2 separate regions of the Homo sapiens genome follow, and region 1 is linked to region 2. Evidence: chromatin loops called from intact Hi-C (ENCODE). Cell type or tissue: PC-3. All regions are shown on one strand. Links, peaks and the distances in the headings refer to the core of each region. The heading gives the core; the rest is flanking DNA. Region 1 has its middle 40 kb from the start of CHAER1. Region 2 overlaps HOPX (HOP homeobox).

Region 1 (11,162 bases), core at 3,793-8,792, 100 kb before region 2:
TAGAAAAAATAAATAAAGAAATATAAAAGGAAGGCTGGGTGTGGTGGCTCACATCTGTAATCCCAGCACTTTGGGAGGCTGAGGTAGTCAGATCACCTGAGGTCAGGAGTTCGAGACCAACCTGGACAACATGGCGAAACCCTATCTTTACTAAAAATACAAAAATTAGCTGGGTGTGGTGGTGTGTGCCTGCAATCCCAGCTACTCGGGAGGCTGAGGAAGGAGAACTGCTTAAATCTGGGAGGTGGAGGTTGCAGTGAGCCAAGATCGTGTCTTGGCACTCCAGCCTGGGATACAGAGTGAGACTAAAAAGGGTTTTACTTTGTAAATGCTAAATTTGAGGTGATATGTGAACTTGAGTTTGTTGGAAAGGCTGTTTCTGACTCTATCTCCCTGTACGTTATTTGTTACATATAATTTAACATACATATTAAGGCCAGGCACAGTGGCTCACACCTATAATCCTAGTACTTTGGGAGGCTGAGGCGGGTGGATCACTTGAGCCCATAAGTTTGAGATCAGCCTGGGCAACTTGGAGAAACCTGTCTCTACAAAAAATAGAGAAATTAGTTGGGCCTGGTTGCACACGCCTGTAGTCCCAGCTACTCTGAAAGCAGAGGTAGGATCACTTGAGCCTGGTCAAGCCTGCAGTGAGCTCAGATTGTGCCACTGCACTCCAGCCTGGGTGACAGAGGGAGAACTTTTCTCAAAAAATAAAATAAATAGAATATGTATTTTAAATATTCACCTGGACAAGGCCAGAGCCAATTTGGGGCAAAATCGTTAAGTCCATAAGTTCAGGGGCCTCCCAACCCTTGCTGGAGCAGATGTCAAGAAGAGTGGCCCTGTGGTGAAGTGGAAAAAATTGACTTTGGAGCCAGGCAAGCCTGGGTTCAAGTCCTGTCTGTGGCATTTAGTAGCCATGTGACTTTGGTAAAATCAGTTAATTTTTCTGAGCCCCAGTTACTTTTCTACAAAATAAGGACAATAGTGATCACCCTTCAGTGTTGTTGAGAGTATTAAATTATGTAAAGTAGTTTAGGAGTTACATCATACATATAATTAACTTACATGAATTCCACAACACTGGCCTTTCTTCCCCTTTTTCCTCTTTTATGTAATTAAACATTCTGAAATACGCTTTAGTTTCTAAATGAAGTCTTGCTCTGTCACCCAGGCTGGAGTGCAGTGGCATGATTTTGGCTCCCTGTAGCCTGAACTCCTGGGCTCAAACAACCCTCCTTCCCCAGCCTCGCAAGTAGGTGGGACTACAGGGACACACCAACACACTTGGCTAATTGTTATATTTTTTTGGTAGATATGGGGTCTCACTATGTTGTTTGAACTCCTGGGCTCAAGTGACCCTCTCGCCTTGGCCTTCCAAAATGCTGGAATTATAGATGCGAGCCATTGCGCCCGGCCCTGAAATACGCTTTTAATATGTAATTTTAGTTATATATGTTTTTATATGTAATTTTAATTATATATGTAAGAAGTGTGTTTTACATTTATACGTACATGTTGGCATAAGAGAATATATACACGTCTCTATGTGTGCAGTATTTTCTGAGTTATTTAAGAAATTTTCAAGACTCATTTTGGCAATAGGCAACTTTTGCCCCAGATATTTGCTTTGGAATCTCACTCCCACATGAGATTTTGTTCTGTTGATTTCAGAAGGTGTTCAACAAACTTTAGCCCCCTTTCCTCCTTTGCTCCTAATTTGTTTCTATTTTTTAGGTTTCTACTGAAATACCTGATGATCTCATGCTGTCACTGTTAACTCCTGTGAAAGGAAGGCATCCAGTATCTTTATCCTAAGCATTTGGAGATCATGGGTTCCAGCTTCCAGAGCACCACTGAAGTGGGGAAGGAAGAGCATGGGGATCAAAGATCAACCTAAAGGGCAGTGCGATTTTTTTTTTCTTATCAACATTGTAATGAAACAGGCCATGCCTGTAATCCCAGCACGTAGGAGGATAAGGTGGGCAGATCACTTGAGGTCAGGAGTTTGAGACCAGCCTGGCCAACGTGGTAAAACCCAGTCTCTACTAAAAAAAATGCAAAAATAAACATGGTAAAATTGGTTTCTGTTATATATTGTTCACTTAAAGTTGCAGTTTCCGAGAACCTATTAATGACATTAGGTGTGGATTTGACTACTTTGCTTTGTCCCTTGTGCATATTCTCCTTCAGTGAGCTTGGCAGGGAAGTCCAGTGCAGGATTCTGGTATTCCAAGATCTTCTGACTATAATACCATCACATAACATGATTACATCTTACTTTGACATGTTGGATGCTACAATGTTTAGGGTCTTTATTTGCATGTCAGAGATCTTTGTATAATACAATTAAAAATTAGTAAGTAAAAAAAAATTCACTGCCTTGCATTTTCTCTGGGAAGTTAAGAATATCATAGAAATAATCAGCAGATAGGAGAGTAAGCGCTAAAGTTTGTGATCCAGGTTTTGGTGCTGGAATTGTCCAGAGAGCAGCAGATGCCAGAAGGAACGTAGAGGCTTCAGGGCAAGGCAGACTTGAACTAAACACTCATAACCTCATGAGAAATGCCGGGATGGGGCTGGCAAACTCATCCAGCCGAAGGGCTGTCCTCCAGACAGCAGTTTGGACAATCGTTTCCAAAGTCATATGGCAAGTTTGTATTTGAATCGTGGGAATCTGATGCAATAAGTGATGCGGGCAACTGAAGCCACTGAGCATTGGAAACACTTGACCTTCAATGGGTGCTGGTGTTCAGATTCCAAGTATTCTGACTGCTTCTGGGGCTAAGGAGGAATGGTGCCAGCCCCTAGGGAGAGGGAAATGGCAAGAGGATGTCACATGCCTAGTCCCAGCTGAGTGAGCTGGAGCTTCAGTCCCAGCAGGGGACTATGTCTAGGTCATAGAGAGAGAAGCCTTGTACAGGAACTTGGGAAACTAGTGATGTTGAGGGGGTTGAGGGGGATAAGTGGAGGGCAGAGGCTTCATTTTACTTGCATTCCCAGGAACTCATCTCTGGGCACACCAGCTACTCCTGGGAGTAAGGCACCAATGTTACTTCCAGACCCAACTAGGTAAATGGGTAAGGGACTTGCTTAGAATTGGTTTAAGGATCAAGAGTGACTGAGCCTGCAGCTGAGGAGACCGAGTAATGTCAACTAAAGAATCACATAATTTATACATTTAGAAAAAATTCTTTTTTTTTTTTTCCAGAGACAGAGTCTTACTCTGTCACTCAGGCTGGAGTGCAGTGGTGCGATCTTGACTCACTGAAACCTCCACCTCCCAGGTTCAAATGATTCTTGTGCCTCAGCCTCCTGAGTGGCTGGGATTACAGGCACCCACCACCATGTCTGGCTAATTTTTGTATTTTTAGTAGAGATGGGGTTTCACCACGTTGGCCAGGCTGGTCTTGAACTCCTGGCTCAAGTGGTTTACCCGCCTCGGCCTCCCAAAGTACTGGGATTATAGGTGTGAGCCACTGCACCTGGTCAGAAAAAAGACTTTTTTTTTTTTTAAATTTATTATTATTATACTTTAAGTTTTAGGGTACATGTGCACAATGTGCAGGTTTGTTACATATGTATACATGTGCCATGCTGGTGCGCTGCACCCACTAACTCGTCATCTAGCATTAGGTATATCTCCTAATGCTATCCCTCCCCCCTCCCCCCACCTCACAACAGTCCTCAGAGTGTGATGTCCCCCTTCCTGTGTCCATGTGTTCTCATTGTTCAATTCCCACCTATGAGTGAGAATATGCGGTGTTTGGTTTTTTGTTCTTGCGATAGTTTACTGAGAATGATGATTTCCAATTTCATCCATGTCCCTACAAAGGACATGAACTCACCATTTTTTATGGCTGCATAGTATTCCATGGTGTACATGTGCCACATTTTCTATAAAGGGTTACAGCCCGTAAGGTGGCTGTCCTCACAGGCTGCAAAGTGTAGCCTCTGGCAGAGATTGTTAGCAAGCACTTCAAGGAAGGGGAGGGTGGAACAGGGATTTATGCTGAATGTGTTGGCCAGGTATATGTATTCACCAGGTTACAGGAGGAGCTATGAATATTCATGGAGGAGATCATAATGCATGTTTACCAAATAAACATATATGTTACATAAGATCCATGTTCACTTTTAACAAATGAGAAGACAACATTTAAATGCATTACAATTAGACCCTCTGCATCAAAAGGTGAAGCAGGGACATGAAGGCACTCAGTGACCAGCCTCTGTAAACCAGCTAGAACCAGTCCACAGTCAGTAGTCTCTTATCAGGAGAAAGTTACTGAAATTAGTGTATTGTCCAATCAAAGCTGTAGTTGTGGCTTGTAAAACGGGTGTGTGTGTGGGGGGGTGGTCATTTAGCATCTGGCAGTGAGGGAGTTGAATTTTTTTAATATTGCTTATCTCAAGGACAGTACTTGCTTAGCTGATAGAGAAAAAGAAAAGTCCCGTGGCAGTCAAAACATAGTTTATTCTTTAAGTGTAAGGGGTGTGTGACTTAACCTTTCTCTGGCATGGCCTTAGGTCCTGTTTATACTTTGGTATCTTATTGCCACAAAGAGTCTATTCTGTGAGTCTTATGATCTCGAATTTAACATTAATGCTGGTCAGCTGTGGTGTCTAAACTACACGAAGAGGGGAGCACAATGAGGCCCATCTGGCCTCCTGTCCCATCATGGCTGGGAACTCAAGTTTTTAAGGTTTCTCTGGGGTCCCCTTGGCCAAGAGGGGGTCTGTTCAGTTGGTTGAGGGCTTAGGATTTTATTTTTAGTTCTCAGTGACATAGAAGTGGATTTAGATCTTGGAAGGATGCTTAGCCCAGTGCCAGAGCATAGCAGGGACTCAATAAATGTTGATTGAGGTGATGACTGAGGTTGAAGAGACAAAAGAAATACATAGGAAACATTTTTTCCCACAATGTGAGAACATATATCACGAAAAACTACATCGTATGGCTCAGCCAAAATTATGTAGGAGATTGCATTGGTTAGGATAAAGGCTATGCTACTGCAAAAAAGAGACTCAAAAATTCAGAGACTTAAAAAGGATAAAAATGTATTTCTCTTTGATATAACAATTTGATTAGTCTAGGCTATCAAGACAGCTCTACTTATGAGGCCATTCAGGATCAATTGCTTCTTCCACCATTGCTTAGGGCTGCAGTTCCTAAACTGTGTACCAACTTGTCCCAGGGAGCTTCAGTGAACTGCTAGGGGCACCATGGAATGTTTCAAATTTTTAACAAAGACACAGTGATCCTCAACATCTGACATGCCACAAAAACTACTAGCTACTAGGTAGTTCACAGTATCAACTTTAGTTAGCACTACTTTCCTTTTGATGACATCGTGTTTTTGTAAAGCTAGGTCTTTGGTGGTTGCTATGACAAAAAGTAAGTATTATGAGAAAATCAGTGTGAAACAGTAATAAAGGTGGCAGTGTCCAATGTGAATCCAAGGTCTGAGGACTTGTACAGTGCCCAACAGGTGCACATTCCCATTACAAAGTAATTGCAGTTGTTTAAAAGTAAAATAAAATGTTTTTATTTCAATTTATGTAAATTATTTTTGCAAATGACTACTAAGTGTTGGGAGACAATTCTCCATGGATTTCTCATGGGCTTGCACATGTCATAAGCAAAGGCCCTAGCTGCCTTTGATCCAGACTATATTTTCAAGATGTTTGTGTAGCTAATAGCCTCGGGAGGCAGAGATAGCAACTTCCTCTGGAGTAAAGAGCAGGTCTGTTTACTGTCTAGTAATAAAGATAATGTCTCCCTCCAGGGCAAAGATCAGGCAGGCTTACTGCTGATTATAAAAGATTCATATTACCAAAGCTTGGTAACCTGAGATTCAGGCTACCTCTCCTATAATACAACCCACTGTGTCTGCAGGTGCCATATGTCCCTCTTCATATAGCACTGTAGGAATCAGGGCTCAGAAAAGCAGAGCTAATGAGGACACTCTGGCTATTGCTACTGCCAAGAGTAATAAATTCCTTAGTTTCTGACCCAGGAGTCTTGTGTCTTCTGCCAGCATCCATAAAACTGTGGCAGACTAACTTGCTAGTTTACAAGTAGGATGAAATCTCAGACCCCTCACAGTTTTTGACATTAAGTTGTTAGGATACACGAACTTATTAGGTTGTTTGGATAAAACTACTCAATACACAGAACTGTTGGGTACTTCTTTTGGCCAGGGAGCACTGTGATAAAATTACTGAGACACTAAGGGTGCTGTGAACTGAGAAGTTTGGGAATTTCTGGCTCTGTGCATTTCTGTGCATTGTTCTCATCTCTGTGTGTGTGTGTTTGTGTGTGTGTGTGTGTGTGTGTGTGTTTGACAGAGTCTCACTCTGTCACCCAGGCTAGAGTGCAGTGGTGTGATCTTGGCTCACTGCAACCTCTGCCTCCCGGGTTCAAGTGATTCTTGTGTCTCAGCCTCCTGAGTAGCTGGGATTATAGGCATGCACCACCATGCACAGCTAATTTTTGTACTTTTAGTAGAGATGGGTTTTCACCATGTTGTTCAAGCTGGTCTTGAACTCCTGACCTCAGGTGATCCACCCGCCTTGGCCTCCCAAAGTGCTGGGCAGGTGTGAGCCACTGCACCCAGCCTCATCCATGTGTTTGAAGATGACTGGGAAGTCATCACTTTACATCACAGAGAGGTAAAAGGGAAAAAGACAAAGGAAGCAATTTCTTTTTAAAAGCAAGCCAGGCACAAGTCACACACATTTCTGGCTCACATTCCATTGGTGAACTTAGTTATGTGTCCACAGCCAGCCACTAAGGAGGCTGGGAAGTGGAATCTCTAGTTAAGTATCCATGGCCTGGCTTAAACTCTACATTTCTGGAAGAAAAGGAGATAGATTTTGGTGGACAACTAACATTCTCCACCACAGAGATATTTCCTTATGGTTAGTTATTGCTGCTTGAACTAATACTCCGGGTGGAGATGTGTAAATAGTCTTTTAATATCTTCATTGTGAGCTGGCACTGTGTGGTTTTTATCTGACAGGAATGTGCTTGGTAATCTCTGCAGTTTTCTTGCTTCCTTACCCTCTTTTGGCTTCCTATACTAGCCCTAATGCTCAGAACCCATTAATGAGAATCTCTGCTGATACAGTTTGGCTGTGTCCCTACCCAAATCTCGTCTTGAATTGTAGCTCCCATAATCCCCATGTGTCCTGGAAGGGACCCGGTGGGAAGTAATTGAATCATGGGGGCGGGTTTTCCCGTGCTGTTCTCGTGATAGTGAGTAAGTCTCACGAGATCTGATAGTTTGATAAAGGGCGGTTCCCCTGCACATGCTTTCTTGCCTGCTGCCATGTAACAACTGCCTTTGCTCCTCCTTTGCCTTCTGCTATGATTGTGAGGCCTCCCCAGCCATGTGGAACTGTGAGTCCATTAAATCTCTTTTTCTTTATAAATCACCCAGTCTCAGGTATGTCTTTATTAGCAGTGTAAGAACAGACTAATACATTTGCCTAGGCAGATTCTGGGATGCCCAGTCTCTTCTCTTGGGTGGCAGGTGCTGGGACCTGCAATGTGTATTCTTGGATTTTAGAGCTTATGGTGGAGGGTGGAGCAGTGAGTAGGGCATGGATCCTCGACTCATGTCTACAGCAAAGTGGGGCAGAGCAACCATATTTAGCACCAAATACAAGCAGGAGTGGATCCAGGCTTTGAAGGGCCTGGGGCTTAAACAATTTGGGGATTCTCTTTAAGAAAAAAAGATATAAAATTAAGTATGTATAAATAATGAATATTTATTACTTAATAAATATTTACTATTAATAAATAATACACAAATATTTATTATTTATTCAAAATAAATATTCATTTGGAATAAGTGAAGTAATAATAGTAATTTTTCAAATGTAGAAATGCTGGCAGATATTACAAACATCAACACATTTTTAAAAACTAATATTTTTATTCATTATCTGTCCAACACACCTCTATAAATTTTTTGGTAATTTTTATATGATTAATAATTCTTAAAAATATATAAAACTAATCTGAAATTAAAATATACAGAAGAGCACTTGTTTTTTTTTTTTTTTTGAGATGGAGTTTTGCTGTTGTTGCCCAGGCTGCAGTGCAATGGCGTGATCTTGGCCCACTGCAACCTCCGCCTCCTGGGTTCCGACAATTCTCCTGCCTCGGCCTCCTGAGTAGCTGGGATGTCAGGCACCCACCACCATGTCTGGCTAGTTTTTGTATTTTTAGTAGAAACGGGGTTTCACTGTGTTGCCCAGCCTGGTCTTGAACTCCTGACCTCAAGTGATCTGCCCACCACAGCCTCCCCGGCTAATTTTTGTATTTTCTAGTAGAGATGGGGTTTCACCATGTTGGCCAGGCTGGTCTTGAACTCCTGACCTTAAGTGATCTGCCCACTTCAGCCTCCCAAAGTGCTGGGATTAGAGGCGTGATCCACTGGGCCCAGCCTCAGAAGAGCAATTTTAAATTGTACTTGTGTTGAACTATATTATAATTATTAATCTAATTATAATTATGTAATCAAATTACTATTACTTACATTGATTTATTAATGAATATGTATAGGAGTTTTGACATAAGAAAACTCCTCAGGCCATTTTGCCATTTCTGTGTCAATGTTGTGTGCCTTTTCGTCAATGAACAGACCTCGTCAGCCCAAGAGCATCAGATGTGCTAAGAGGTGATGTGATCTGATTGGATGCATAAAATGTGGGACTTCCCACACAGATGGGCTTGCTGTTGGTGATACTGCTACAGTTTATGCCCTACAAATCCAGGAATTGTGACCAATCCTATTTTGTGACATTCCCATCAAAATATATATGTGTATTATGTGTTAATAATTGTGTACACTCTCCTATCAAGTATATTTCTGATAGTAGCAAACTTTTGTTTTAACCAGGTATCAATGAGAACTGAATCTTCCATTTAAAACTGTATACCTCTGATGATTGGAAGCATTTTCTGAAGACTAGCTTTTGGCTCCAGACATTTCAAACTGTATTTTCCCTCCATTACTTACATATATTTCTGGTGGTGGGCACCGTTGGACACGTTCATACCACAATTTGACCCTTGGCTCTGCACTTTGGTGTTATGACACTAGATGAGTTGGCTCAATGGGATTAGGAATATTTCTGGAAGTCATTCCTACACCAAGAGGGCTGGTAATAGCCTAACTAAACATAAAAGCGACTGCAAACCACATAAATATATGCCACTCAATCCAAACTTCATGTATCCCCAACTCAAGTTGTCCTTAGTCAGATGCCAAAAATGCCTGCCACCAACTCATCACTACTGAATAGAACGCTGATGGTGAGAAGGTCAGAGAGGAAAGACAGTGATCTTAAACAAATGCTGTTAAAATACTTTTATTTTCCAAATTGTATAAAATCACATGGCTATAGGAACATATTGTTAGGGCTGCTCAAGGGGTGTTGCATGGGGCACATGAATGTAAAACTTGATCTCCAATAGCTTCCCTTAGCAATACATAGGTTGTGAGTGACCACAGGCAGATCCATGTACAAACCAATGCAATAGCCTCAAAAAACAGCCATCATTTTGAAGCACTTTATAATTTACAAAGCATTCATATTCATTGTCATAGTCAATGCTCAAAGCAGCCTGTAGGTTGCCAAAGTAGATACCAACATTTTGAGAAGTAAAATAACTTGCTCCAGGAAAGCGAAACTTTTTGGACCCCAAACTGAGGTTGTCCAACTTTACAATTCATGCTCTTTCATTCCACCACACCAGAAAAGATTTGTACAAGAACTCTTTGCCCGACATATATTAACAGCTCAAGAAATATTCGTGTAACCAATGAAAGAAAAGAAAGAAGTAGAGTGGGAACCAGGAATGCTTTAAGGACCTGGGAAAGACAATCCTTTAGTGGGAAGGAAAACAGACCAGAATCTCAGGCTTCCCAGCATCTCTTTCAGATGTCAACCTGTTTTTCTTGCCCAGTGGCTCCGTCCAGTGTAATGAGGGATCAGAACACAGATGATTACTCCATAAACAGGCTCTGGGTCCATGCACTCCCATAAAACAGTTTCTGTTTTTCTGGGTTACAGGTAGAGAGTGAGCTGGGTTTTCCTCTGTAGGTGGGGGTGGGGTAATGGGGAGCAGATGGGTGAGTTTTAATTAAAGTTAATTGTGGCTTTGGTAAATGAAGAAAATGATGAATGTGCCATCCACCCGTTGCATGCCTGTTGCTTAACTTCAGTTGTGTGGTGGGAGGAGGCTGGGAAGAAAATCTGGACTTTTCATTTAAATGTCTGAGGCCCTGATCTTCATTCCAGATGTGGTGAGATCAGTGATAGGATCTCAAGTTTCTCTTCTGCTTTGTCAGACCTCAGACAGGAGGAGGATTTTCACACTGAGTTCCAACACCTAAAAGCAGACGAGGGGATGGAAACTTATGAAAGTTTCTTTAACTGGGGGCACAGTCCATTCAGCCTCTGGAATTTCTGACAACCACATTTCTTTCTGTTTTTAAATTTCTTCTTCTTCTTCCTCTTCCTCTTCTTCTTCTTCTTCCTCCTCCTCCTCCTCCTCTTCTTCTTCTTCATCTTCTTCCTCTTCTTCTCCTCCACCTCCTCCTTCTCCTTCTTCTTTCTTCTTTCTTCTTCCTTCTTTTTTAATAGAGAGGGGGTCTCTCTATGTTGCCCAGGCTGGTCTCAAACTCCTGGACTCAAGTGATCCTCCCACCTTGGCCTCCCAAAGTGCTGGGATTACAGGTATGAGCCACCATGCCTGGCCAGTGACAGCCCAATTTCTACCCCTTTAGCAGGAGTGAAGAGAAGGGCTTATTTAAAACTAGGGCCCAGTAAGTTGGAGAGTCGAATGGTCAGAGAAATGAGTAGAGAGGTCTCAGTCAAGGAGGTGAGGTCTGTTCAGAATCATTTCCATTTATGTTTAAACCTTTAGTGGCTTCCTGTTGCCCTCAGAATAAAAGCCAAAGTCCTTAGTGTAGCCCACCAGGCCCCAGATGTCCTGGCTGTGACCTCTTTCTCCCTCGCTTCCCGTGCTCCAGCCTGGTGGCCCTCCTGGTCCCCTCTCTGTCCTGCAGCCTTTGCATATGTTGCTTTCCCAGTTCTTCATATATTTGGCTTCTTGTAATCTTTCAGGTCTCAGCTTAGAT
Region 2 (16,300 bases), core at 6,247-11,246:
CTTACCCCCATTCAAGCTCAACAGCCTCTCCTCTAGGCCTTGCTCCTTCTCCCCCTGTGATTCTCACACTTTCTTCTGATCTTGGGCTTATATACTGAATTCCCTTTCAGCTTCCTAGAGCCCATCCTGTTCATTCTGAGTATCTGTATAGGCATCAAGCCATGCTATGTGGGGAGCCCTCTAGAGGTTTCTCACCATCCCATCTCCATCAGCACATCCCAGATCTGGCATCTCACAGCTGTGCTCTTTCTGCTTCCTTCCTGTTCCTCGTCCCCTTACCCCTAGAACAGGTGAATTATAGAAATACCAGAAGGGACAGTAGAAACCCCCTAAGCTTACGTTTTTATTTACAGATGATTGGTGCTCTATTTTTAGGGACTTCCTCAAGTTCTCATAGCCAATTAGTTACTCTAGAGCTTCCTGTTGGCAGAGCCCAGGGCTGCAGAGCCCTGGGTGGTCACCTACCACACAGCCTGCCTACACACCAGTGACACACAAATATTGTCCTTCTCAATGTACCCCATGACATGTGAATGGTTGGGAAGCACAGGAGAACAGAGCTTGGGGGAGGTGCTGACTTCCCATAGAGCTCTGTCCTCATCCTCTCCAATGTAGGTCAATGCTTGCTCATCTGTTTCCTCACTAGTCTCTCTTCAAAGTTGTTTTGCTTTGTTTTTTATTCCCAGTTTCCTCTTGATCAACCTGGTCCAGACCCTGGCCCTATCCCCAGCATGGTTCTCCTGTTCTCCTCTTTGGGGAGCTCTGTACCACCCCGGTTAGCAAGATAAAGGCAGCCACTGATTTCTCAAGGGTATACCACACTGCCTTACAACATATAGGCATGTTCTAGGCCTCATATGATACCGTGTCTAGAAACATCCCATCTGGGGCCTTCTGTACATCCATGGTCACTTCTGTAAGGTGTGAATATTTGAGTCATACGGAGCTGAGAGATTCTGAGTAAAGTGGTAGGCCCACTTTAGCTTCTCTCACTGCTCAGTGGCCCTGGAGCAGGATAGATTGGGCTGGCCTACTCCATGCATCCCCAAGGAGTGCTCTGAGGTTGTGCAGCGCTCAGTTACCTATTAATCTTATTCAACAAATTCTTACTAACTGCTACCAATGAGGAAGGCCTTTGGTGAGCTGAGCATACATTGATGAAATACAGCAGCCATAGAGATCTATCTGGGGCATTAAGGAGATGCTTTAACTTCTTTTATTTATTCAGCAAATATTGATTAATTTCTAACTCTTAAACCTTTGTACTAGTGGCTAAGGATGCAATGGTGATAGGATGAATACAGTCTCTGCTTTCATGGATCTTACATTCTAGAAGGGAATATAGATTTAAAACAAGTGAATACACAAGTAAATCATGACAGATGCTAAAAGTTCTGTGAAAGTAACAAAATACTAAATTGGGAAGTAAGGAGATGAGTGGGAAACCCATTTTAGATAGAGTGATCAGGGAAGGCTTCATTGAGAAGGTCCTGTTTAAGCTGAGATGTGAGGATGACAGGGAGATCATCAGATAAAGAATAAAGAGAGAATATTCTAAACATAGGAAATAGCATGTGCAAAGGTCCTGAGGCAGGAAAGTTTAGTGTCACAGTGAGAACCATCCCTATGGGAACATTCCTTGATTCTCTCCTTTCCACTTGTGCCACAGAGGCTACCTTTTAGAAAGGGAACAGGCATTTCAGTTTTTCTGTATGTGACAAATATTTTTTCTCATTTCTCTCTTCCAGAAATGGTTTAAGCAGCGCCTGGCAAAGTGGCGGCGCTCAGAAGGCCTGCCCTCAGAGTGCAGATCCGTCACAGACTAAGGAGATGGCAGGCATTGACAGCTTCACTCCATGAAGGCCATCTCTGTTTCTCTCCTCCGCTTAACCAAGCTGTTGTGGTTTTTCAGCATAGTGTTGTATGTTCCATTGCTAGCTGTCCTGCTGTTTAACACAGTGTTGTATTTTTTTTCTAAATGTACATAATTAGAAAAGAAAATAACAATAGGAAGCTATGTGTATCTTCTGTGTAAAGCAGTGGCTTCACTGGAAAAATGGTGTGGCTAGCATTTCCCTTTGAGTCATGATGACAGATGGTGTGAAAACCATCTAAGTTTGCTTTTGACCATCACCTCCCAGTAGCAATTTGCTTTCATAATCCATTTAGCAATCCAGGCCTCTGTTGAAAAGATAATATGAGGGAGAAGGGAACACATTTCCTTCTGAACTTACTTCCCTAAGTCACTTTCCTTATGTATCATCTAATACAATGATGGTTGAGTGAAAATACAGAAGGGGTGTTTGAGTATTCAGATTTCATAAAACACTTCCTTGGAATATAGCTGCATTAACTTGGAAAGAAGCCTGTTGGGCCAGAAGACAGAAACTCCAACTGGCAAAAAAGCAAGCATCTAAGAAAAAAAACCACCAAAGTTCTTGAATTTACTATATTTAAATGCATTGGTTAAGTTTATTTTGCTAAATAAAGTGAACTGCTTTTTGTCTCTAAAATGATATTCTAAATAAAACCTTAACTTTTTGTTGAAGATGCACTGAGTGAGTTCTCTGCAGGTTTTTAACGAAATAAGAAACATATCAAAGAGAAACAAAATAATAGCTCCTATGTGGTAGGAGCTGACTGACCAGGAGAGCTGCCATTTTCTAAATCCTTGCTACTCAAAGTGTGTTCCAGGACCAGCCTCATCAGCATTAGCTTCAACCTGGTGAGAAATGCAGAATCTCAAACCCCGTTCCAGACCCAGTGAATCAGAACCTGCATTTTTAAGAAGGCCCTCAAGCGGTTTATATGCACGTGGAAGTTGGAGCAGCACTGTTCTAACAAACTCTACACTCAATTTGCATTCATTTACTATCATAGCACACTAGATGTCTGCTATGGCCTGAATGTGTCCCATCCCCCCCGCCCACACCCCGGCCCCCAACAAAATTCATATGTTGAAACTTAATCCCTAAGGTGGTGATATTAGGAGGTGGGGCTTTTGGGAGGTGACCAGGTCATGAGGGCTCCACCCTCATGAATGGGATTACTGCCTTATAAAAGAGGCCTGAGCAAGCTTGTTTGCCATTCTGTCATGTGAGGATACATAGGAAGCACCTGGGAGGAATGGACCCTCACCAGATTGAGGGCTCACCATAGTCTGCTGGTGCCTTGATCTTGGAGTTACCAGCCTCCAGAACTGCGAGCAATAAATTTATGTTGTTTACAAATTACCCAATCTAAGATATTTTGTTATAGCAGCCAAACAGAGTAAGACACCATTTTAATAGTCTATCAGTTAAGACTGTGTTTGATTGCATGGAAGAGTGACTTGATTACAATGGATTAAGCAAATAGGCTTGTTTCTTTGTTTTCTTTTCTTTTTCTTTTTCTTTTTCTTTTTTCTTTTTTTGAAACAGAGTCTCACTCTGTTGCCCAGGCTGGAGTGCAGTGGTATGATCTTGGTTCACTGCAACCTCTGCCTCTCAGGTTCAAGCGATTCTCCTGATTTAGCCTCCTGAGTAGCTGGGCTTATAGGTATGCACCAACACACCCAGCTAATTTTTGTATTTTTAGTACAGACAATGTTTCGCCATGTTGGCCAGGCTGGTCTCAAACTCCTGGCCTCAAGTGATCCACCCGCCTCAGCCTCCCCAAGTGCTGGGATTACAGGTGTGAGCCACCAGCCTGGCTGTTTCTTTGTTTTCTTGATTGTGTTTAAGTAAGACATCACCAGGTAGGTAATCCAGGGCTGTTAGAGTAGCTCCCTAATGTTGTCAAGGAGCTGGGGTCATTCCATCTTCCCATTTTACTATCTGTAGTACACAGCTTTTGTATTCATGGATACTTGGACACTGCATCTGCCTTTCAAACAAAATGAAGAGAAAGAGGGAGGGAAAGCATAGGGCAAATGCCAGCTAAGACTTTCCTCTCTAAAAAGATTTCCTGGAAGCCCCCACCTAACAACTTCCACCTACATCACATTGGCCAAAGTGAGTCACATGGCCACTCCTAGCTGCAAGGGAGTCTGGGAATTGGGGCACTTGTAAATGAGCATAGTGCTGCCTTGAGCAAAATTAGGGTTCTGTTCGTAAGGAAGAAGGGAAAGATGGATATTGGAAAGGCTGATAACTACACCTGCTAATCCAGCCTGGGATGACACAGGTATACACTTCTGAACTCTTACCTCTAGTTCAGGAACAGTCTTTCTGGTTCTCTAAAATTAAGAAACCAAAAGTGGAAACACTAACAATTATTTATTTAGAATACAGATGTTTACAAGATCCTATTAAACATCCCTGGGCAAGCTTCCTCTTCCTGTATCTTAAAACTTTTCTTCTGACAACAAATACACAGTGCACCAGGGTCTGAGCAAAACAGACTCATATCTAGCATCCTCTCCTGCAACCTAAGTAGTGGGGATCTAAATTGTGGACAAAGCAGACTGAGTATGGTGATTGGTCCATGTCAGGCAATGAGAGGAATACTAAACCAGGTCTAAGATCCAGGTCAGAAGTCTTTCCAACACACTAGAGAGATGATTCAAGAACAATCCAGAGCAACAGCCAGGCACGGTGGCTCACACTTGTAATCCTAGCACTTTGGGAGGCTGAGGCAGGCAGATCACTTGAGCCCAGGAGTTCAAGGCCAGCCTGGACAACATGGTGAAACCCTGTCTCCATTAAAAATACAAAAATTAGTGGAGACTGGTGGCATGCACCTGTAGTCCAACCACATGTGAGGCTGAGGTGGGAGGATTGCTTGAGCCTGGGAGGCAGAGGCTGCAGTGAGCTGAGATCATGCTGCTGCACTCCAGCCTGGATGACAGATTGAGACCCTGTTAAAAAAAAAAAAAAAAAAAAAAAGAACAATCCAGGACAAAACCAGCTGGGCAGAGAGTGTGCCTTTAACTTGGGCCCAGAAGCCCCATTTATGGTAAAAGAATCACTTCCTCTGCCCAATAGTCTAGAGTCCTTGAATGGCATGTGATGGGAGGGAATGAGGGTTCAGTGTCCTTTTAAATGCAAGTATGTTACCAGTACTAATCTCCTTGAGTTTGCTTTTTCAACTGTGAAACAGGGATAGCAACATTCTACTAAATTTTTAAAAAGCACTTTGTAAATAGTCATAATAATTGCTACTGCTACAAAGTACTAACAGACAGGGCAAGGTTTACTTTGATGCCTGAGATAAGTCTTCACAAGAACGCAGAACTCTAAGTTTTATTGTCAGGAGTCTCTTTTGGACACCCAGGGTCATACACCAAAACAATAATGCCCACCCTAGACTCAGAAAAACTGCACAGTGCCCTCTGTCTCCACCTTGTATCCTAGGTGTGCAGTTGCAGACACTGTAGGTTAGCTGGACCCATCATCATACCCAAGCCCCTTCTCTGTTGTCACACTTCTTTCATGAGACTGTAAGGGCTGGAAACATTAAATCCTCTCTTTTCCATTCTCCCTTGAGGCTGTGTGGTCACATGACACAGTCTATCCAACAAGGATCAGGTCAAAGGCGGGAGGTCAAAAAGCCTTTGGGGAAGGCTTTTGCATTTCTTGATAAAAGGGACTTAAGCAGCAGGTTCTGTTCTTCACTCCTTTCTTGCCTTGTACCATTTTCAGTTGTTCATTGTAGAAATAGAAATAAGCAAAAAAAGAAAAGAAAGAAATGATAAAACCAACAAAACTCATAAAAATTACACATGATCGGGCTCCAAAAATTAGGGAGAGGGAAACCCCTGCCTAATGAAACTAATAAATGTTTAAAACACTGTAAAAAATTACCCATGATCCCACCACACAGAGGTAACGTCTTACTAACCTTAATATTATGCTATATCATATTGGGGGAAGGCATGTTTTCTATGCATAAATACACATGCAACAGGGAGAAGAACTTAATTCAGAAGCTAGCAGCAGATTGAACCATTGTTCTGAGAGGATGGAAGGATGCTTCCTAAGGAAAAAATTGGCTGTCTTGTTCAGGAAAACATATTTTTTTTTTTTATTTGAGATGAAGTTTTGCTCTTATTGCCCAGACTGGAGTGCAATGGCTCAAATCTCGGCTCACTGCAACCTTTGCCTCCCGAGTTCATGCGATTCTCCTGCCTCAGCCTCCCCAGTAGCTGGGATTATAGGCGCATGCCACCACACCCAGCCAATTTTTGTATTTTTAATAGAGACAGGCGTTTACCATGTTGGCCAGGCTGATCTGGAACTCCTGACCTCAGGTGGCCTGCCCGCCTCAGTCTCCCAAAGTGCTGGGATTATAGGCATAAGCCACCACACCCGGCCTAGGAAAACATCTTAATAGTTTTGGGGGCTGTGAAATATAGGTCTAGAAGACGAGGAAAAAAGAACTCAGTGGCTGTGCACAATAAAATACCATTTGTCCCACGGAGATTCAGGTAGGATGACGTTTAGGATCCATGGGCACTTGGAGAATGGAGAGGTGGAGGAGAACGATTTGGTAAGGGACGGCAGGCACAATGTCAGCTGACCCAGAAGGCACCAGTGAGAGGCTGGTGGACTGGGCTTAGGAACTTTAAAATATCAAATGTTCTATTTTCAATGACTATCTATACAGTGCTGGGCTTGCTGTCACTATGCTGTAATTGTTTTTTGCTGTCTTCAACCTTCCCAACAGCTCTGTCTCACAAAATGGCCTTGTACTGGTGATGCTTTAGGGATTGGGGAAGGATCTGCTTGAGCCGCGCTTGCAGGAGGCCGTAGACAGTGAAAGTGCTGGCTTCTGTCTGCCTCTTTTCTGGTAATAGCACCTTCACATTTGGGGAACTACTTCTACTTCATGTGGTCCTGATAGAGCCGTTAATCACAGTTCCCCAGATTTCTCCCCCCATGACAGTTAGACCCAGGCTGGCCAATGACAGCGTCATAACCCTTGGCATACATGAACTGAACCAAGTATGGGCTCTCGACCTCCCAGGTTCAAGGGATCCTCCTACCTTAACTTCTCTAGTAGCTTGGGCTACAGGCATGCACCACCATACCTGGCTAATTTTTTTTTTTTCTTGAGATGGGATCTCACTATGTTGCCTAGGCTGGGCCAAAGTCCTTTGCCAGAATTGTTGCAATTGGACCTGGAGAGATGGTTCTACATTGTCACCTTTCATGGAGAGTTGTGAAGATGGAGGGCTGGGGCTGCAGGTAGCCTTTGACTCGGACTCATGGAGAAAGCCATTCTGTAAAGGGAGGGAATGAAGCCAGGCAGATGGGAATGAGAAAGTCCTGAGGCCTTGGTTCCCACTCTTCCCTGGGCTACCCCAGCCTTCCTGGCTCTGTGAACTAGTGAATCCCTTTCTCAGTGTATCTGTCATTTGTAATAAAAAAGAGCCCTTACTAATGGGAGAGCAAATAAAGGAAGAGAGAAGTGCATGGAGGGAGGAATCTCAGCCCCTAGTGTAATTAAGAATATAGGGGAACCAGAGATTCATAGTAAGAGGTAACCAGAAGTAGCACTAGATTTTTCTCAGCCAATGGGAACTTGAGAAAAATTATTTTTACATACTAAAAGAAAAGATAACCCCTGACAAGTGGAGAATTTATGGACCTCAAGGGGTTACATAATTTTTAAAACTATATACAAATGTATGGCAGATAAGTTACCCTCTTTTTTTTTTTTTTTTTAAGAGAAAAGGTCTCAGCTGGGCATGGTGGTTCACACCTGTAATCCCAGAACTGTGGGAGGCTGAGGTGGGCAGATCGCTTGAGCCCAGGACTTTGAGACCAGCCTGGGCAATAGTGAGACCTCATCTCTATTTCAAAATTTAAAATTAAAAAACAAATAGAGACATAATCTTGCTTTGTCACCCAGGCTACATAGAATATGGTGGTGCAATCATAGCTCACTGCAGCCTTGATCTCCCTGGATCAAGGGATCCTCCTGCCTTAGCCTTCAGAGTAGCTGGGATTACAGGCACCTGCCACCACACGTGGCTATTTTTTTTCTTTCTTGACAGCCCAAGCTGGTCACGAACTTCTGGGCTCAAGTAATCTTTCTGCCTCATCTCCCAGTGTGCTGGGATTACAGGTGTGAGCCACTGCACCTGGCCTGTTACCTTCTTGGAGACTTTTTGCTACTCTCTCTCAACTCTGGTCCTCATGTGTAAACTTTGTTCCACATCTTCTATTGTCCACTGAAAGGTCCTTTAAAAACCTCATATTGGGAGGCCAAGGCGGGCGGATCACGAGGTCAGGAGATCGAGACCATCCTGGCTAACACGGTGAAACCCCGTCTCTACTAAAAATACAAAAAAAAATAGCCAGGCGTGATGGTGGGCGCCTGTAGTCCCAGCTACTCGGGAGGCTAAGGCAGGAGAATGGCGTGAACCCGGAAGGCGGAGCTTGCAGTGAGCCGAGATTGCGCCACTGCACTCCAGCCTGGGCCACAGAGCGAGACTCCGTCTCAAAAAAAAAAAAAAAAAAAAAAAAAAACCTCATATCAACTGTTCAAATGTATCCTTGTCTCAACTCAATGTCAGAGTGACTAATAACAATTGTGGTAATAATACAAATAATTTGAAATTTCACATTCTTTTCCCATGATGGACGTGCTAAGAGGTAGTGAAGTGGACACAAGTCAGGCAAGGATCCGGGACATCAGCCACAGCTTATATTGGCAAGGCAGGAGATAAGATTTTTGGTTTTATGAAACCTGGCATTATGAGCCTGGTGAGCTCTATAGAAACAATTATAGAAACAGAGGAGCAAAGGTTCCTAGAGACCCTCTCCTTTACCTTCACCAAGACAATTGTATCATTACAGATAGTGAGTGCTGCTGCATGAGGAATGTGCTCCTGTAAACAAATATCAATGTGGCTTCTTAGAAGAGTCTGCCAACTAAACTTAGAAAAACATAAGAAACGTTTATTTGAATCTCAACTTATATAACTCATCCAACTACTAAATGCAATGACAAACTGACTCATGGTTCATATGAATCAGCCCTAGCATTCCAGATTAGTAATGCAGAAGGCGTTTCTTTCTTCTTTCTTTCTTCTTCCAGATAGAAGCTCTCTCTTCCCACTCCTGTAAAAAAAAAAAAAAAAAAAAAAAAAAAAAAAGCTCTTTAGATAGAAACTTGGCATTCTCTGGGAGTGAAGAAGTCAAGTGTCCTGGGATAGTGACCCTAAGAGGAAGAATCCTCAGGGGCACAGGAACTGTAATCTAGAGAAATAGTTTCATTTCATGTATTCATGTATGAAAAGGAGACTACATATGTGTATTTATGTAGCTAGAAGGGCAGGTTAAGGGAGAGAATTCTGATTGTCCCCTAGCTCTTTTTCCCTTCTTTCAGTAGTTTTATCTGGGAGATGGCTGCGTGTCTAAAGTCTACGTTTTCTCACTTACTTTATAGTCAGGTTTTTAGCCAGCCCCCAAGATGCCTCCAACAATCTCTGCCTCCTGGTATTCACACCTCTGCATAGTCCCTGCCCACATTGTGCCACAGAATTGGTACATTGTGCCACAGAATTGACTAACACAATTAAGCAGAAATACTTCTAGGTCACTTCTGAGATTAGGTTCTAAAGGACACTAAGCTTTCTCTCTATCTCTCTCTCTCTCTCTCTCTCTCTCTCTCTTCCCCCTGGGATTACTTGCTCTGGGAGAAGCATGTTGAGCAGCTCTACATGTTGAGAAGCTCATGTGGCAAAGAACAGAGGCCTCCTGACAACAGCCAGTGAGGAGGTGAGCTCTGCCAACAACCAAGTAAGTAAGCTTAGAAGTACATCCTCCAGACCCTGTTGAGCCTTCAGATAACTGCAGCGCCTTAGCCACTACCACTCAGCTAAGCTGCTCCTGAAATTATTTGATATCATAAATGTTTGTTGTTTTAATCTGCTAAGCTTTGGGATAATTCGTTATGCAGCAATAGATAACTAGAACATTACGTGTGGCCAAGAAAGTAATATGTGCACTTCAGGGTCATGCCTCTAAAAGGAATAAGTATGCTTTCTTGTTTCTCCTTCCCACTTCCTAGAATGCAAGCATAGTAATGAGCCATCTTACTGTCGAAGCTGCATGGGTGACAGCAACACCTTAGGGTTGGAGGACAACCATGCAGAAAGAGCCTGAGTCTCTGCATTATTCAGGAAATACTAGGTTTAACTGCACTAACAAAAAACCTCCAGTCTTAGTGTTTTCAAAGCAGTGGTTTATTTCCAACTCCCTCAAATCTGCTGCAGCTCTGGGCTTCTAGACTTGCAGTTTAGCAGTGACTACGTTCTTCTTCTCAAGACAATGGCCTCTATCAGGAGGGCCCTCTACACAGCTACAGGTCTCTCCAGCTTTTGGTAACATCTTCTTCCCCTTGACCCTCCCTTTGACCCAAGCCTAGAGGTGGTAACTGTTGTTAGCCCCAATGCTTCACTATCCCTTGTTGGTGTCCCTTAATATTCTTCATACCTTTGTAGAGTTCCTTCATTAAACTGCCTTCAATTACCTCTGCCATCTATTTTCTGTCAATATCCTGACCTATCCAATCCTTCTTCCTCAAATGATAGCTACTAGTCAAAACAGCCAATAACATAAGAAATGGAAAGACATGTAAGTCCCAAAGGATGATCTTTTAGATTATAAGCAGAGCGAACATGCACTAGCACCCAAGTCTCACAGTGCATAGAAAAGATATCCCCTTTGTTGTCATCATCAAGATAGTGAGAAGCAGTGGCATCCAAAATATCTGTGAATCTAGGCCAAATCATTCCAGTAAAAAGCTATTTGACCTACTTATTCCAAAATTAAAGCTTATTCCAAAATATTTTCAATATTCAGTTCAAGTATTATTGACATACCAATTAATTCCTCAGCTGGGCTTCCACTGAGTTCAGGCAGAAAGTTCTAAATTAGGGCATGAAGTTTGCCAGGTTTCTGTTTTGAACAAGTGTATTAGTCCATTCTCACACTGCTACAAAGGTACTACCTGAGACTGGGTAATTTATAAGGAAAAGAGGTTTAATTGACTCACAATTCCACATGGCTAAGGAGGCCTCAGGAAACTTACAGTCATGGCGGAAGGCAAAGGGGAAGCAAAGACGTTCTTTACATTGCGGCAGATAAGACAGAGCTAGCAAGAGCAGGGAAAACTGCCTTACCAAACCATCAGATTCATGAGAACTCACTCACTATCATGAGAACAGCATGGGGGAAACCAATTCCATGGTCCAATCACTTCCCACCTAATTCCTCCCTCAACACCTGGGGATTACAACTCAAGATGAGGTTCGAGAGGGGACACAAGGTTCGGGGAGGCCTCCAAAAATCTCACCAGCCACAAAGTATAGCTCACAGCCCAACTCATTGCATGGTGGGGGAAAAAAAACAAAAAAACAAAAGAGGAGGAAAGAGAGAGAGGAGAGAGGGAGGCTGACGAGGTTCACAGAAAGAAAGCTGACTCTTCAAATGAGGAGACGCCTCTTCTACATTAAAAGCAAACAAACAAACAGCCTCATTTGGAAGTCCTCCCTGAGGGGCCACAGGTAGGGGACCTAGAGAAAGATAACCTCATCCAGAATAGAGAATGCGACTTTGCTCCAAACACATCAGCTTCCAACAGGGAATCTGCAGTGGCCAAAGGGGCCGCCAACAAGATAATGGAATATGATTGTTGTCCACAAAGATGCCTAGGACAGAAATTCCTGTAGGATCAACAACACAGCTAGGAAGAAAATGAAAAAGTCAGATTCTTCATCCATTTATTGAAATATTCACCAAGGCTGGGTATGGTGGCTCATGCCTATAATCCCAGCACTTTGGGAGGCTGAGGCAGATGGATATCCAGAGCTCAGGGGTTGGAGACCAGCCTGGGAAACAGGGAGAAACCCCATCTCTACCAAAAATGCAAAAAAAAAAAAAATTTAGCTGGGTGTGGCAGTGCACACCTGTGGTCTCAGCTACTTGGGAGGCTAAGGTGGGAAGATCACTTGAGCCCAGGGGGCAGATGTTGCAGTGAGTCGAGCTCGTGCCACTACACTCTAACCTGGGTGACTGAGTGAGACCCCACCTCAAAAAAAGAAAACAAAGGAAAGAAAGAAAGACAGAGCAAGAAAGAGAGAAAGAAAGAAAAGAGAAAGAAAGAAAGAAAGAAAGAAAGAAAGAAAGAAAGAAGGAAAGAAAGAAAAAAAAAAGAAAATTCACCCATTCTAATCCACAACAAACAATGAAAACAAAATTCAAAATCATGCATACTTGTTAAGATACTTTTTGCTACAAGTGACTGAATACTCAACTGAAAGTGGCATATCAGGTTTTTTGTTTTTCTGTAGGTCATTCCAGGTTCAGTTAATTCAACAGCCTGACTAGGCCAGAGCTCTCAATCATCCTTTCTGGGATTCTCTTCTCTTTCTCCTCATGGTCCCAAGATGATTGCTCCAGTTCCAAGCATCACATCCTACATGACATCATCCAAACACAGGAAAGGTCCTGGCTTTATTTTCAGGCATCTCTCATTTTATTTTATCACAGAGGAAAAGCCTTTTCCCAGAAGCTCCTTAGCAGTCTTCCCTTACCTCTCAGTGTCTGGAGTTGGGCCACATGCCCACTCCATGCCTATAATTGGTAAAGACAATCAGCACTTGGAACAGACTGGCACATAGCAGGAGCTTATTAAATATTTGTTGAATGAATGAAAGGTGGATTGGATTACCATGGTTGGCTTAGACCAATTATAGCCCATTTCCTAGAGCCCATTTTCCTAGAACACATTGTTGACTAATGGCTGAAGAAAACTGGCATTTTCTTATCAAGGAAGAAGGAAGGAACGGCTATTGGACAGTCAATAGTGTATGCCACATTATGCTATTTCTTAAAGCAGGGAACCAGAGCAACCCATTAAAAGGGCTTATTGTTTTCTAATGGTTACCTTGTAAAAAAGTGTTTTTGGATTTAAACAAATTGTTCATGCAAGGGGTATCTCATTAGTGAACAAGTTACACTATTCTAAAGAGAAATGGACTTTTTTTTTCTGCTCCAGCTTAGACATCAGTTCGTACAGATATTCTCCCTGCCTAAACCCCATCTGGGTTGGGTATCCTTCTTCTATGTTATCAGGCACTCTACCTCCCCATGTTACAGCAGTTACCACACTGGATTATATCCACTTATTTATTCTGTTTCCTGCAGTACAGGCTGTTACATGTTCACCAAATCATGTTTTCTTTTCTTGTGTGCTACCTTTCTCAATCCCCTTTGCAGTTAGGTGTGGCCATGTGACTGAGTCTGGTCAATGGAATGTGAGTAAAGTAGTGTATACCACTTTCAAGCTTGGCCATAAAAACTACCTGTGCAATCTCCTGGCTTTCTCTTTCTTAATCTGCTGGCTTAATGGAGAAGACTTTGTGGACATAAAAAAATATGGAAGGAGGCTGGGATCCTGAAGGACTGCATGGAACAGAATACCTGTCTTCTCAGCAATCCACACTATTCTAAGATGAACTTGGTGAAGAATGCATTTTTTATTGTGCTAAGCCACTGAGAATTGAGTATTTATGTGTTTTTGTTATGGTCGTTATCCAACTCTAACGAATACAGTTCCTCAGAATAAAAACTTACTGAAAGTAGAAATCTCTGTCTTGTTCACCATGCTTTCTTGCCCTACCTAGCACAGTGTCTGTCACATAATAGGCACTTAAGACACTTTTAAAAAATGAAATAAACGTAATTCTCCCAACTTGTAGCGAGTATCTACTAAATGCCAAAATAGCTTGAACTTTGTAATGCCATTTAAAAAACCTAAAATATTTCTCCCCAAAATTTTGAGGAGTTAAGTCAAAGACACTGAAAACACAGAGGAACACTCTGCCCCAGCCTCCATTTGCCTGGTGGCAAACTCTTCCTTCCTTACTGGGGACAGCACTTGCTTATGGGTCCAGAGAGGGCATCAGCGGGCACCAGAGGACTCGGGGAACAGATTTTATGATCTTCCCACATTTTCCTGCCTTTTAAAAGACTGGAGCCACTCTTTCCTTTGTCTTGTCACTGTGTAGGATTTATGGCTCTTTGTTAATATAGTATTTAATCTAGGCCCCAAGCTAGCTTGAGTAATACTTTTAAACTGAGGCCTGTCTTGCATGGTGGGCGCAGCATCCACTAATGAACTTCTGCTTGTTTTCCTCTTTTTAATCTGACTTTTGTTTTTAGGAGAGTGTCTCAACTAAGAACCTAAAAATGGAAGAAAAAAAAAAAGAAAAGAAAAAAAAAAGAAATTGTGTTTTCTCCCTTACACTATATTAGTAATTTTTGATATCACTTCATTGCTCAACATAGAAACAAATGTCAACAGAAGAATGGTGAAGTTCATAATTCAGAAAGGAGAGTTTTATTTCTCTTACAAGTTTGCATCCTGTAGGGTGGCCATTCTTATGAGCCGGGAGGCATAGCATCCAGCCAGGGCCCGGAAACAGACACTTCAACGGTGGAAAGAATAAGACAGGAATGTATGGTGAGCAGGGTGGCCAAATATACATATTCAATGAGGTATAGGAGGAGTGATGAATAATTATGAGAGGAGGAACATGTGCATGTGCAACTGAGCGTCATGCCTCTCCATGGGAACCACGTTCCCAAAACGGTGGTGTTAGCATTGATACAAGAATGGAGTGTTTGCTTGTTTGTTTGTTTGAGAAGGAGTCTGGCTTTGTCACCCAGGCTATATTGCAATGGCGCGATCTCGGTTCACTGCAACCTCCGCCTCCCAGGTTCAAGCGATTCTTTTTTTTTTTTTTTTTTTTTTTTTTTTTGAGACGGAGTCTCGCTCTGTCGCCCAGGCCGGACTGCGGACTGCAGTGGCGCAATCTCGGCTCACTGCAAGCTCCGCCTCCCGGGTTCACGCCATTCTCCTGCCTCAGCCTCCCGAGTAGATGAGATTACAGGCACGCACTACCATGCCTGGCCAATTTTTGTATTTTTAGTAGAGATGGGGTTTCGCCATGTTGGCCAGGCTGGTCTTGATCTCCTGACCTCAAGCCATCCACCGGCCTGGGGCTCCCAAAGTGCTGGGATTACAGGCGTCAGCCACCGCACCCGGCCCAAGAATGGAATTTTCAGTCCTCTGAAGTCAAAAAGTGGGGGAAAGGTCATGGAAATCCTCACCGCGCATTCTCCATAGACTGGACAGAACCAATCTGTGCTCTAATGAGGTGTGTCCGACCTCCCCATTCAGTCTTGGCTGAGAATGCAGCTTCCAAGGTTTCACTGGAGTCCCGTTGGCCAAGAAATAGTCCGTTCAGTCATTTGGGAGGCTTAGGATTTTATTTTTATTTCTCATTGACCATAAATCCCTTAAAAAGAAGGGCTGAGAATTATCTATTGTGATTGTCCTTTTTGGCAAAAAGGAAGGTAGGAAAAACGCTGCATCTCATTATTTATTTATTTATTTATTTATTTATTTATTTATTTATTTATTTTGAGACAGAGTTTCACTCTTGTTGCCCAGGCTGGAGTGCAATGGTGAGACCTTGGCTCACGGCAACCTTCGCCTCCCTGATTCAAGTGATTCTCCTGCCTGAGCTTCCCGAGTAGCTGGGATTACAGGCGCCCACCACCACGCGGGCTAATTTTTGTATTTTTAGTAGAGACAGGGTTTCACCATGTTGGCAGGCTGGTCTTGAACTCCTGACCTCAGCTGATCTGCCCGCCTCAGCCTCCCAAAGTGCTGGGATTACAAGCATGAGCCACCGTGCCCGGCCTGCATCTCGCTTTTTAACTTGTAAGTGGGACTAAGAACTCCAGGGGACAAAGTGGATGGTGGAAATTTTTCCCCAATTTTCGTGTGCTTAAGAGGACACTTGTTAGCGCGTTTGTTGGTCTGTGGATCTGTCTCTTGCTTCAACGATGTTTGGATAAAACGGACCTGGGACTCCCTTTCTTCTAGCCTCTGACTGCCCTCCCATCTCCTCTCCACCTGCAACCTCCAGAATCACCTTCTCCACCATCTCCTGCTTCTGGGGCTGTTGCAGGACTTTTCCTTAGTTCAGCTAAAGATGGAGTCATTGTCCCACAGCCACGAGAGTTTAGGCTTGAAGACGGTTTGAAGGGTGAGTAAAGCAGAGCTTTATTGGGTGAAAAGGAAAAAAGAGGGGAACAGGGACTCTCCGAAAGGCCGCAGTTCCTCTTGGTGCTCTTCCTGCCTCGCAGTTTGAATCCCAGGTTCCACACAGGAAGAGGAGGGGCCAGGCTCTTCCGTGCTGCAAACTGCGTGAACTTCTCAAGGCTCCACCCTAGCGCACAGGCTAGTTGGAGTTTTTCTGGTAACCCTTCCCACCTGACTGTGTTAGGACCAGCCA

The links. Peaks named below come from ENCODE experiments on the same cell type or tissue, not always from the same donor. Only the 100,000 strongest peaks of a DNase experiment are listed, where the experiment ranks them.
Region 1: it touches region 2 in a loop (4-fold over the local background); 4 of 110 quality-filtered maps call a loop at or near these places.

What each region holds. Positions count from the first base shown.
Region 1 is chr4:56,738,421-56,749,582 of GRCh38, reverse strand. No RefSeq gene overlaps it. Among named protein-coding and RNA genes, the nearest start is that of CHAER1, 40 kb to the right of the region's middle. In PC-3, for the core only: no CTCF peak of the experiment used is centred there; no DNase peak of the experiment used is centred there; H3K27ac peaks cover 263 bases.
Region 2 is chr4:56,634,246-56,650,545 of GRCh38, reverse strand. HOPX (HOP homeobox) reads left to right here. Exons shown (of 4, transcript NM_032495.6): 4 at 1,749-2,548. The coding sequence ends at 1,826. Among named protein-coding and RNA genes, the nearest start is that of HOPX, 39 kb to the left of the region's middle. RefSeq lists enhancers at 8,596-9,795, 14,389-14,889. In PC-3, for the core only: a CTCF peak has its summit at 8,932; DNase peaks (open chromatin) are centred at 8,595 and 8,925; H3K4me3 peaks cover 345 bases; H3K27ac peaks cover 2,245 bases.